Regions from separate parts of the Homo sapiens genome. Here region 1 is linked to region 2. A link is a loop called in an ENCODE intact Hi-C map of the cell type or tissue named here. Cell type or tissue: adrenal gland. All regions are shown on one strand.

Region 1 (5,000 bases), 50 kb after region 2:
AAAAGTCCACTTAGCGGTGAAAGAGAGAGACCCGCCTACATTTCTGAAAACTTTATTCCATTAAAGGCAAAGCTAGCTCCTGTCCAAATTTTTATTTGTCAGTGTTTAATGAGCCACAAAAGGACCAAAAAGGACATACCTCAACTGACCACTCACGTTGGAAGGTCTTGCCTGGTTTCACGAAAAAATGTTTTCAAATGACACTCCCCTATAGTCAGAGGACAAAAGCACATGCACATTCCTGGAAACCTTCCCAGAGGCTTAGTTCAGGGAAAGGTGAATAAAGCAAGGGAGGAAATTGAGGCAATACAGAAAGGAGAGATAAAGTGATGGGGGGAATAAAAATAATTTGCTACATGCACATTGCTTAATGAGTGGCTAATGTTATAGCTCAGCTGACAATTTTTTTAAAGAAGGAAAAACCTAAACTCACAATGGGACACTTAACAATCAATGGGGAGGATGAGAAATGCAGAGATGGGCATTGTCTTCTTGTGAGGTTTCCCTCACTCAGTGGGCAGACTCATCTCAATGCCCTACTCCCTTTATATAGTTCTTTAGCCATGAGCTTTCCTCTAGGAATAGGGGGAGTGGGCTTGATCAAATCAGACTTCACTAAAAGCAATCATTGAAGAAATAGCCATTTAAATCTACTGGCTGGCAGCTGTTTCGAGATCTGTTGAAAAACAACCTAAATTCAAGGTCTAAGTCATCTTGATATCTTTTAACAATGTAGCCAGATCTGATCCAAGTCTTTGAAAATGATCTCAGAACAAATAAACACAACCAAGAGAACATGAAATGCTAAGCAGTAAAGTTGAAACAGAGACCTTATTCCAATCAATCAATAACATTTTTAAAAAATTATTCCCGTTTCATGTAACACTCCAATGCCTGTTTTGGCTAAATGTCGGTAATTTTCTAACTAATCTTCTAAGTCTGTAAAATTGATGTTTAAATCTAGAGTGAAAAGAGAAGCAACAGCAAGCAGGTATCCCACCTCATCTTTGTCGACCTCCTCGTCAACTTCATAGACATGAACTGGAAGTTTATCCAACTTGACCACTTTGCTATAAAAACAACAAAGAAAATTTGTTTTAGAAATGCCTAGTCAAGGAAGAGGCTTTGCATTTCTTCCTCCATCATAGGGCCCGGCCTTTACTAAATCCAAAGATGGCCCAGCTTCTTTATTCAGACAAAGAATAAAACCATCTATGCCCTTGCTTTTCAAGGTGGGTAAGCCAAGAGACTTGAGTAAGAAAGCTCCAAAAAGCTATGTGGAAAAGACAGCATAGCTTCTGGGGAGTTAGCAGGCATACTAAAAATAAGAAAGTGGATTAGTTTTTAATAAACAAAGACTTGGTAGAATAACTTTTAATACAAAGTTTATGAGGAAAAAAAGGAAGATTGAGTTGTTGCGTTGAAACCGATTAACAATGATGGTATTAACCACAACAAAAACAAGACACCAATACCAATAAGCAGCTTACATTTACTCAATGGGTATGACGTGCTAGGCCCTGCGCACTTCTCATGTGCCCTCTCATTTAATCCTTTAATCATGGTGACTGTTGTTAAGGCCATTTAACAGATGAGGAAAATCAGGCTGACAGACGGCAGAGTCGTCTGAGGCAGAACACAGAATCTGTGTTCTTCACCACTGTTACAATTCTCCCTCTCTTTCTCATCACACATTTGGAAATTCTCATTAATGCCAAGAGAGAAAATGTACCAGCAGTCTATTAGATAGTAAGTATACGACATGACATAGTCTGATATCTTTCAACCCTGAGACTATGAACAAGAGGATCAACAAAGATGGGTTAAGCCAATCCAATGGGAAGAATTAAAAAATCCCTAAGGGAGGATTGGGTAAATATAGAACTAAAGGGCTACCCATCTGGAGAAGATAATACTAGGAGGGAGTGTTCCTGGCTGAGGTTTAAAAAGAGGCAATCGGGGAATTGGCCGAACATTCTTAAGGAGTGGCAAAGCCACACAAGGAGGAAAAACAAACAGCTAGGTCTACTGAGAACCGCATAAAAGGTTCCAGCTCAAAGATGTAACAAACGCAAAGAAAAATACATTAATCAGGTCTCAAGTAATATTTTCATTGGTGATGGTTAGTTTTAAAACATAATCCATCACTATTTGCTTTCAATTTTCCCAAAATCAAGTATAATTCAATTTGCCAACTGCTATGGTTTGGATATGGTTTTTATTCCCACCAAAACTCAGATTGAAATTTGGTCCCCGTTGTTGCATAATTGGGCCTAGTGGGTTATGGGGCAGATCCATCATGAGAGGCTTGGTGCTGTTCTCACAGTAATGAGTGAATTCTTGTTCCTGGCAAGATGGGATTACTTGTTGCTGAAATGGATTAGTACCCAAGAGAATGGGTTGTTATAAAGTGAGTTTCCTCCTCCTCTTTGGTCTCTTTTCACAAGTGCCAACTTTCCCTTTGACCTTTTCCATCATGTTTTGAAGCAGCACAAAAGTCTTCAACAGAAGCTGAGCAGAAGCCAGTGCTATGCTTCTTGTACAACCTGCAGAACTATAAGCGAAATAAATCTCTTTTCTTGGCTAGTCTCGGTGGCTAATGCTTGTAATCCCAGCACTTTGGGAGGCAGAGGCAGGTGGATCACCTGAGTTCAGGAGTTCGAGACCAGCCTGGCCAACACGGTGAAACCCTGTCTCTACTAAAAATACAAAATTAGCCGGGCGTGGTGGCAAGTGGCTGTAATCCCAGCAACTCGGGAGGCTGAGGCGGGAGAGTTGCTTGAACTTGGGAGGTGGAGGTTGCAGTGAGCAGAGATCGTGTCATTGTATTCCAGCCTGGGTGACAGAGCAAGACTCTGTCTCAAAACTAAATAAATAAAAATAAATAAATAAATCTCTTTTCTTTAGAAATTACCCAGTCTCAGGTATTCCTTTAAAGCAACACACAATGGAACCTTTTATAAAAGATAGTCTGTCAAGGCAATACCTAGCTACCGCGATTCACTTTGGCCACAACTATTCAATCTAAATACACTTGCTTTTGGTATAGTCTAGAATAAGTTAATACATTAAAGGAGATAAAAAAAAAATTTAACTGGGAAAATGCTTGTTTCTTGATTTACTTTTTTTAAAAACATAAAATTTATTCAATGTAAAATGCTCTTTATAATTATCTTCTTCAAAATATTCTTTTCAAGGAAAAAATGCACTGCAGCATATTTCAGTACACTTACGTTTTGTTTGTTTTATATTTTGTAGTGAAAAAATTTCACCTATTTATTTATCAGTGGTACCCTGAAAAGAACCACTGGACATAATTAAACCATCCACATGTTTATTACTACCTATCAATACCAAAGTAGCATGTTTGAGTCTTACAATCAAAGGCCCTGTAAACAATAGTTACACCACATACACATAAACCATCTAAAAATATTTTCCTCAATTACTCTGATTGCATATGAAGTTACATACCTCCCCCCAAGCATTTCAAGTACAAAGACTTTTCCCTATGTGTATAATATAGCTTACTCACTTCGGAAGCTGTCGAAACTCTCCTGAGTAATCTTCATATTTATAGTTCACAAGATGCCAGTCAGAGTTATAGGTTTTGATGCACTATTGAAGGGGGATTTTAAAAATAGAAAATAAAAAACAGAAAGACGTGATTTTTGGAAAACACTTGGGAAAGTTTGTGAAGGCATACCCATAGAAACATCAAAAAAATTTTTTCCCATCAACGAGCTAATGCCTGAAATTCCACCACCAGAGATTCCTGTGAAGCTTGAGACTTTGAACCACTGAAACATTACCCTTGGGGGTAGTATCACTTTAAGTTATCATCATTAATGATCTGAGAGCAGGTTTTACAAGGAGACAACTTCACCTAACCTTGTGACATTTACTTAACAATGGACTATTTCAGAGTAAGCACCTGGTTCTTAAAAAGCCATGTGGCCTCTACTATGACATAAAAGTGAATAGGATGCGTGAACTTAAAGACGCCTTCATGGTATTTACTAATATTAGAACTAGCTAGCTCTGTTAGTTAATATTACCATATAAATCTGCCCTCAGTTTTTCTTTCCATTCATAAGGAAAAGAGTGAAATAATTAGGAAGAAACATATGCATTCCAATTAATATTAGCACCATGACATTTTCATCTGTGTGTGTGTACAGAATGTTTAATGTAGTCTTCCACTGCCAAGGATTCTATTAGTGACCTCACCTACACAGACTGCATTCAAACTACCTCGCCACATGACAGATTCAATGGGCCAGCCTGGTGTCCGTCGTTCATCCACCCATGAAGATCCTCCAATAGTGCATAAAGCCTAAGATTATAATGCCACATCCACCAGATCTTCAAATATGAATGAGTCAAAATCAAAAGCTAAAGAATTTTAGTTAAAATCAGCTTAGTTCAAATGATCTTCTGTCCAGTCAGCACTTGACTATTTATGTGCAGACTTCAGTGTGGGTGGAAAAAAAGCATGAGTGAATCAATGAAAACATAGGTCGATAAATGTATTTATGCCTTATCTAGTTTATTTGGCTCTGGCTGTAACTAACATGAACAACGTCTCTATTCTGCTTCTTTCACTTCATCGTTTCTACTGTCAACCTTTCTATCTGTGTCACAGGCCATGCCTGAAGGTCTTCTGAAGCAAACTCCCCTCCACCTCCAAACTCATGAAAGTAAGAATTACAACAGCAGCAAGTGCTTATTTTGTGCCAGGCTCTACAATAAGCACTTTACTGGCAAGGGTGTGATGTGTGATGTGAAGGTAATGTAAGTTTTTAAAATTATTCTGAGAGGTGGAATAAATGGCAGAGAAGGGCTAAGCGCAAAGTCAGATTTTGGAGCTGGCAAACTTTTTGATTTTTTTACTCTGTAGTTAAGAATATTTTAAAATGCTATTTTATCCTTGAAAATGATTTTTTTAGATTTCTCAAAGCATTTTCACATTTTGAGTATCATACATTCACACTCAAAAT
Region 2 (5,000 bases):
GGCTGCTCAGCGCCTACCAACTGACTCCTCGAATGAACGGGATCTCCCTGAAGACCCACACTCAGCCTGGCTGTGGAGGCCCCTGTGGACGCTGCGGTTAACAGCCAGGTCTTCGTAGAGACCCAGGATGGGCTACTCCCCGCCCTACAGGTCATCTGCTCTCCCACAGCTGTGCTGCCCAATCATTGCTTCATGGGTGAGGACTTCGGAATGGTCTTCAAATGTTCACTTCTTTGTTCTGCACTGTGTTCTTCCACTCTCTGGTGTGGTTTAGAGGCCTCTTCTCTATGGGCTATTTTACTGCTTTCCGACGTAAATAAGACTTTTAATTAAGAAACTTTCTCTTTGTGGCTTAGCAAACAACAAAAGTAATGGGGCTGAGAAGAAATTTACCAATGACATTTCCCTGCATTCTGGTTACTCCCCTTTATCAAGATCCCTATGTTATTTCCTCTTTCTCCTATTTTCTTCTACAACTTGGTTTTGTTTTTGTTTTTGTTTTTTGTTTTTTTTTGAGACAAGGTCTCACTCTGTCGCCCAGGCTGGAGTGCACTGGCACAATCACAGCTCACTGTAGCCTCATCCTCCAGGGCTCAAGCAATCGTCTCACCTCAGTCTCCTGAGTAGCCGGGATAACAGGCATGTGTCACCATGCCCAGCTAATTTTGTTCACATTTGCAGAGATGACGTCTCACTATGTTGCTCAGGCTGGTCTGGAATTCCTGGGCTCAAGCGATTCTCCTACCTAGGCCTCCAAAGTGCTGGGATTACAGATGTGAACCATTGCGCCCAGCCTACAAACTCCATTCTTCCTACCTCTTCATCATTTTCATTCCCAAAGATCAGTCTTCTCTCTATAATCTGCATGTTTACCTCACTCTCTGCCCTGCTGACACAATGAGAATGGCACCTCACATCTTCAGTTGCAGGGAACATAATTAACTCCTGGCCCCACCACTATGCTGTGGAATCTACAGCTGCATTTGTACCAAGGCCACCCGTGCCTCCATGCCTCACATGGCTGCTCCCTGCCAGTGACTGAGGGTGGAAAGGAAGCTGCAGCAGGCTTGTTGCTGGGGGATGTGGGACTCCACTGATGACTGAGGAGGAGGCTTGAGGCCTCTCCAATGCCTTGCTCACCTCTCTTACTTAGAATTCCACTGTGGCCCAAGACGCTTCCTTCCTTCTCTCTCTTCTTAACCTTGGGTCACACATGTGCTGCCCTCTGATGGCTCTCCCACTGTCTCCTGAGCGCCTTCCCATTTTCCCTTGTAGTCATTGCCCCAATAAGTCTCAAGCATGACTACTCCTATCTGTTGACTCAGATCAACACAGTCCTTTTCCCCAGAGAAAAGCTTAGGCTTATGGTTTCAGCAGATTGGTACTCACAAATCTATTTCTTTAGTTCTGTCTGTTCGCTTCCCTGTCCCAGGCTGAACCTTCACCTGCCAACTGGAAATGTGTTTGGCTATGCCTCAGCCCTTTGTGAAACAATGGCTGGTGACTTCCCAGTATCTGTTCTCTCTTCCCTCTCATGGTAATAGAACCTCAACTTTTAACTAGGTTCATGGATACCCAAAGTAAAGACTACATTTACCAGCATCCCTTGCAGCTAGGTACCGTCATGGCTAACTCTGGCCAATGCGATAGCAGTGGTAGTGATGTGGCAGTGCAACTTCTGGGTCATATCCTTAAAAGGAAAGGTGCATCTTCCCCTCCCTACTGGCTCCAGCATGGATGTGGTGGTGAACCCAGTTAGATCAAAAGGAGGAGCAGCACTCCAGGGGGCAAACAAGATGGAGGCCTCTCATAACTGTGGAACAGAAGCCTCTTATGAGCTTGGGGTTTCAAGTAAAAAGAAATAAACTTTTACTTTCCTGTTTAACTCACTGTTACTTCAGGTCTCTGTCATAGCCACTGAACCCACAGCCCTAAGCATATGACATCCCAAGGCTAACCTTGCACCTTCCCTGGTAAACCAAGCCCTCTACTCTACTGCCTCTCTCAAAAGCTCCTTCTTCTATGATCTCACGCTCAATATCTAGGTGGCCTTTCTTCCCCCACTCAAGTCTGACCTTACTGTGCTCTGTTTTGTTTCAGTCAGGTTTATTGAGGCATAATTTACATACCATAAAATTCAGACTTTAAAAGTCTACAGTTTGGTGAGTCTTGACAAGTGAATATAACTGTAACCATCACCACAGTCAAGAAGAGAAAGTACATCTGTTGTCCCCATCCCCACCTCCAGTCCTGGGCAACCACGGGGCTGCTCTGCGCTCTGTAGTTTTTCTTTTTCTATAATGTCATATACAGGATATGGACCCAAATGGTATGTAGTCTTTTGTGTCTAACTTCTTTCAGTTCATAGAATGCTTTTGAGATCCAACCATGCTGTTGCATGACTCACTACTTTGTTCCATTTTATTACTAAGTAGCATTCTATTGTGTGGAGTTACCACAATTTGTGTATCCATTTACCAGCTGATGGTCATTTGGGTTGTTTCTAGTTTTTGATTATTATGAATAAAGCTACTGTGCACATTTGCATTTAGGTCTTTACATGGATACATCTTTCATTTCTCTTCAGCAGATATCTAGACGTGGAACTGCAGGGTTGAATGAATGGTTCTGTCTGAATAATCTCCCTTACTCATTCATAATGCTCTCCATCCTCATCCTCAATCCCACCTTATCCTCCCAATGCCAGATCTTCATCAGCATCACCATAAAATGTCATTTCATATTATTGCAGTTAGAGAGCTAAACAAATAAATAAATCAAAATTTAAAATGTCTGGTGAATCTGTTCCACAGGCTATTTATACTTCAGGGGATAAGCAGACTTATTGATATAAAAGTTTCCAAGCCACTCTGCTAATCTTTATACTCTCTGTCATCTCGCCACTCCTACTAAAGAACCTACTGTACCTCTCTAGGTCTCTACCAGTTCATCTGCTGCTTGGCTTCACAGCTCCCCATAATCTCATCTTTGTTTCTGAGCTAATCTTGTTTTTCACTCTTTCCCCTCTAATCTCAATCTATCCAGCCTGAACTCTGCCCCAGCGGCCTTACCTGGGCCTGAGCTATTTCCTCTGCCTGGTACTCATTCTCCTATCCCTAGATTGTGGTATCCTGCAAGGCCCAGGTAAAGTTCCAACTGTATCCCCACATAAATCTATGATTCTTGAAGCTCACATATGCACCTTCCTGCACACTGCTCTAAATGTTCCAAGCTGAACGTTTTCTTTCTCCAGTGACTAGGTGAGCTTCAAGGTTAAGGGTTCACTCTCAACTCCATTTGCATTTTTCCTCAATGCTTTGCACATTACAAACAACTGTTCAAAACACTTGAGGGTGAATGCATACTAGCATACTGGTAGAATGCATACTAGCATTCTACCTATCACATATGTATAGTGTTTACAAATTTGGTTAAGGGGAAGTCCAAACAGTCCATTCAGACTATGAGCCACACCCTCCTTCTTTCACTTTCAAAAACAGTTCTTTTCTTTTTCAATTTAGCTAGAAAATGGTTGGAGGTTAAACAAGCAATGTCTAAGGGCATATATTCATCCTACCCTATGCTAGGTTTTCCAACCTCCTTTCTTCCAGTATACCTGTGGAATGCCAGCAATGTGCTTCACTCCATGTGGGAGGAAAGGAAATGCAAAAGCAGTCTGCTGAAATTACAGCTGCTAAATATACATGGTGGAAAAGAAACACCAACAAACTGTTGACCATAGGGGCAGAGAGTGAGGAGAGGACTCCTCCACAGACCTTGATGATGTCTGCTTTACATTTTTCTCAAATATCACTTGTACCCTCCAAGTACATGTCACCTATGAAACTAGAGTCTGGCACAGTCATACACAATCCATCCATACTTTGCAGGTCCATCCGCTGTAGTAAGGAAATTACTTATTTTAGATGCTAGTTCGAAGGGGTTCTGATTCACACCCTTCCTCAGTAAATGTAACAATGTACAGTTTGGTTGGCTGGGGACAAGAACATGGCCACTTCCACCTTCAGCAGGAGTGCAGCACTGGAAGTAAGCATAACGCTGTGCCATGTCCCTCCATGTAAATATGCATTGAATGGACTCACTCGACTACCACCAAGAATGACATAAATTGTACACTGAAAGCATCAGCTTAATACACAACATGCATGTGTAGCTATCCTTGAGTAGAACACTTTAATTGGCACTGAAAGCACTATCTGGCTGTTATGAATCCAGGGCCCAGGTGCTCCTACAACACTGGTGTGTGCCTCGTCATGACACTTCAAGAAAGGTTCCCTTGGCTGGGCGCGGTGGCTCACGCCTGTAATCCCAGCACTTTAGGAGGCCAAGGTGGGTGGGTCACCTGAGGTCAGGAGTTCGAGACCAGCCTGGCCAACATGGTGAAACCCTGTCTCTATTAAAAATATAAAATTAGCTGGGCGTGGTAGCGCATGACTGTAATCTCAGCTACTTGGGAGGCTAAAGCAGGAGAATCGCTTGAACCCAGGAGGTGGAGGTCGCAGTGAGCCCAGATTGCGTCACAGCACTCCAGCCTGGGCAACAAGAGCAAAAAATATTAAGGTCAGAATAAATTAATAATTTTGGTCTAAAAATATTAAAAACCCTAAGGGGATGAGATCAAAGTTTTGGAAATCACAAATGGTACAGGAATGGTGAATATTCATAAATTCAGAAGACTAAAACAAAGAATTAGGACATAAAATTCTTCAGATGTAAATAAGACAAACACAAAAACAACTAATTCAAACAGAAAACTCATTACTCTTAAGATACGAGACACACTGAATGAAGGCTTTAAGAAAATGTTAGAGGAGCTCTCAGCTCAATAATGTGTGATTAGGGCAAAGAACAGCAGGGTGTCTGCAGGGCCAGGGAAGCAGAAGCCAGAGAGGAGTGCTCTAAAAGTGAAAATGTTGAACCCTCAAGGTGGTAAGCAGGTGTTTGTGAATCTCTTTTTATAGTAAATTATGTTATGGTTA

The links. Hi-C counts contacts between places; a loop is a spot of excess contacts. Peaks named below come from ENCODE experiments on the same cell type or tissue, not always from the same donor. Only the 100,000 strongest peaks of a DNase experiment are listed, where the experiment ranks them.
Region 1: it touches region 2 in a loop (1.8-fold over the local background); 3 of 110 quality-filtered maps call a loop at or near these places.

What each region holds. Positions count from the first base shown.
Region 1 is chr13:98,922,302-98,927,301 of GRCh38, forward strand. DOCK9 (dedicator of cytokinesis 9) reads right to left here. Exons shown (of 53, transcript NM_001366683.2): 4 at 3,536-3,618; 5 at 1,001-1,070. Among named protein-coding and RNA genes, the nearest start is that of DOCK9, 53 kb to the right of the region's middle. In adrenal gland, no CTCF peak of the experiment used is centred here; no DNase peak of the experiment used is centred here; H3K27ac peaks cover 1,833 bases.
Region 2 is chr13:98,871,911-98,876,910 of GRCh38, forward strand. All of the region lies in intron 27 of DOCK9 (dedicator of cytokinesis 9), which reads right to left. Among named protein-coding and RNA genes, the nearest start is that of DOCK9-AS1, 42 kb to the left of the region's middle. RefSeq lists an enhancer at 3,564-3,623. In adrenal gland, no CTCF peak of the experiment used is centred here; no DNase peak of the experiment used is centred here.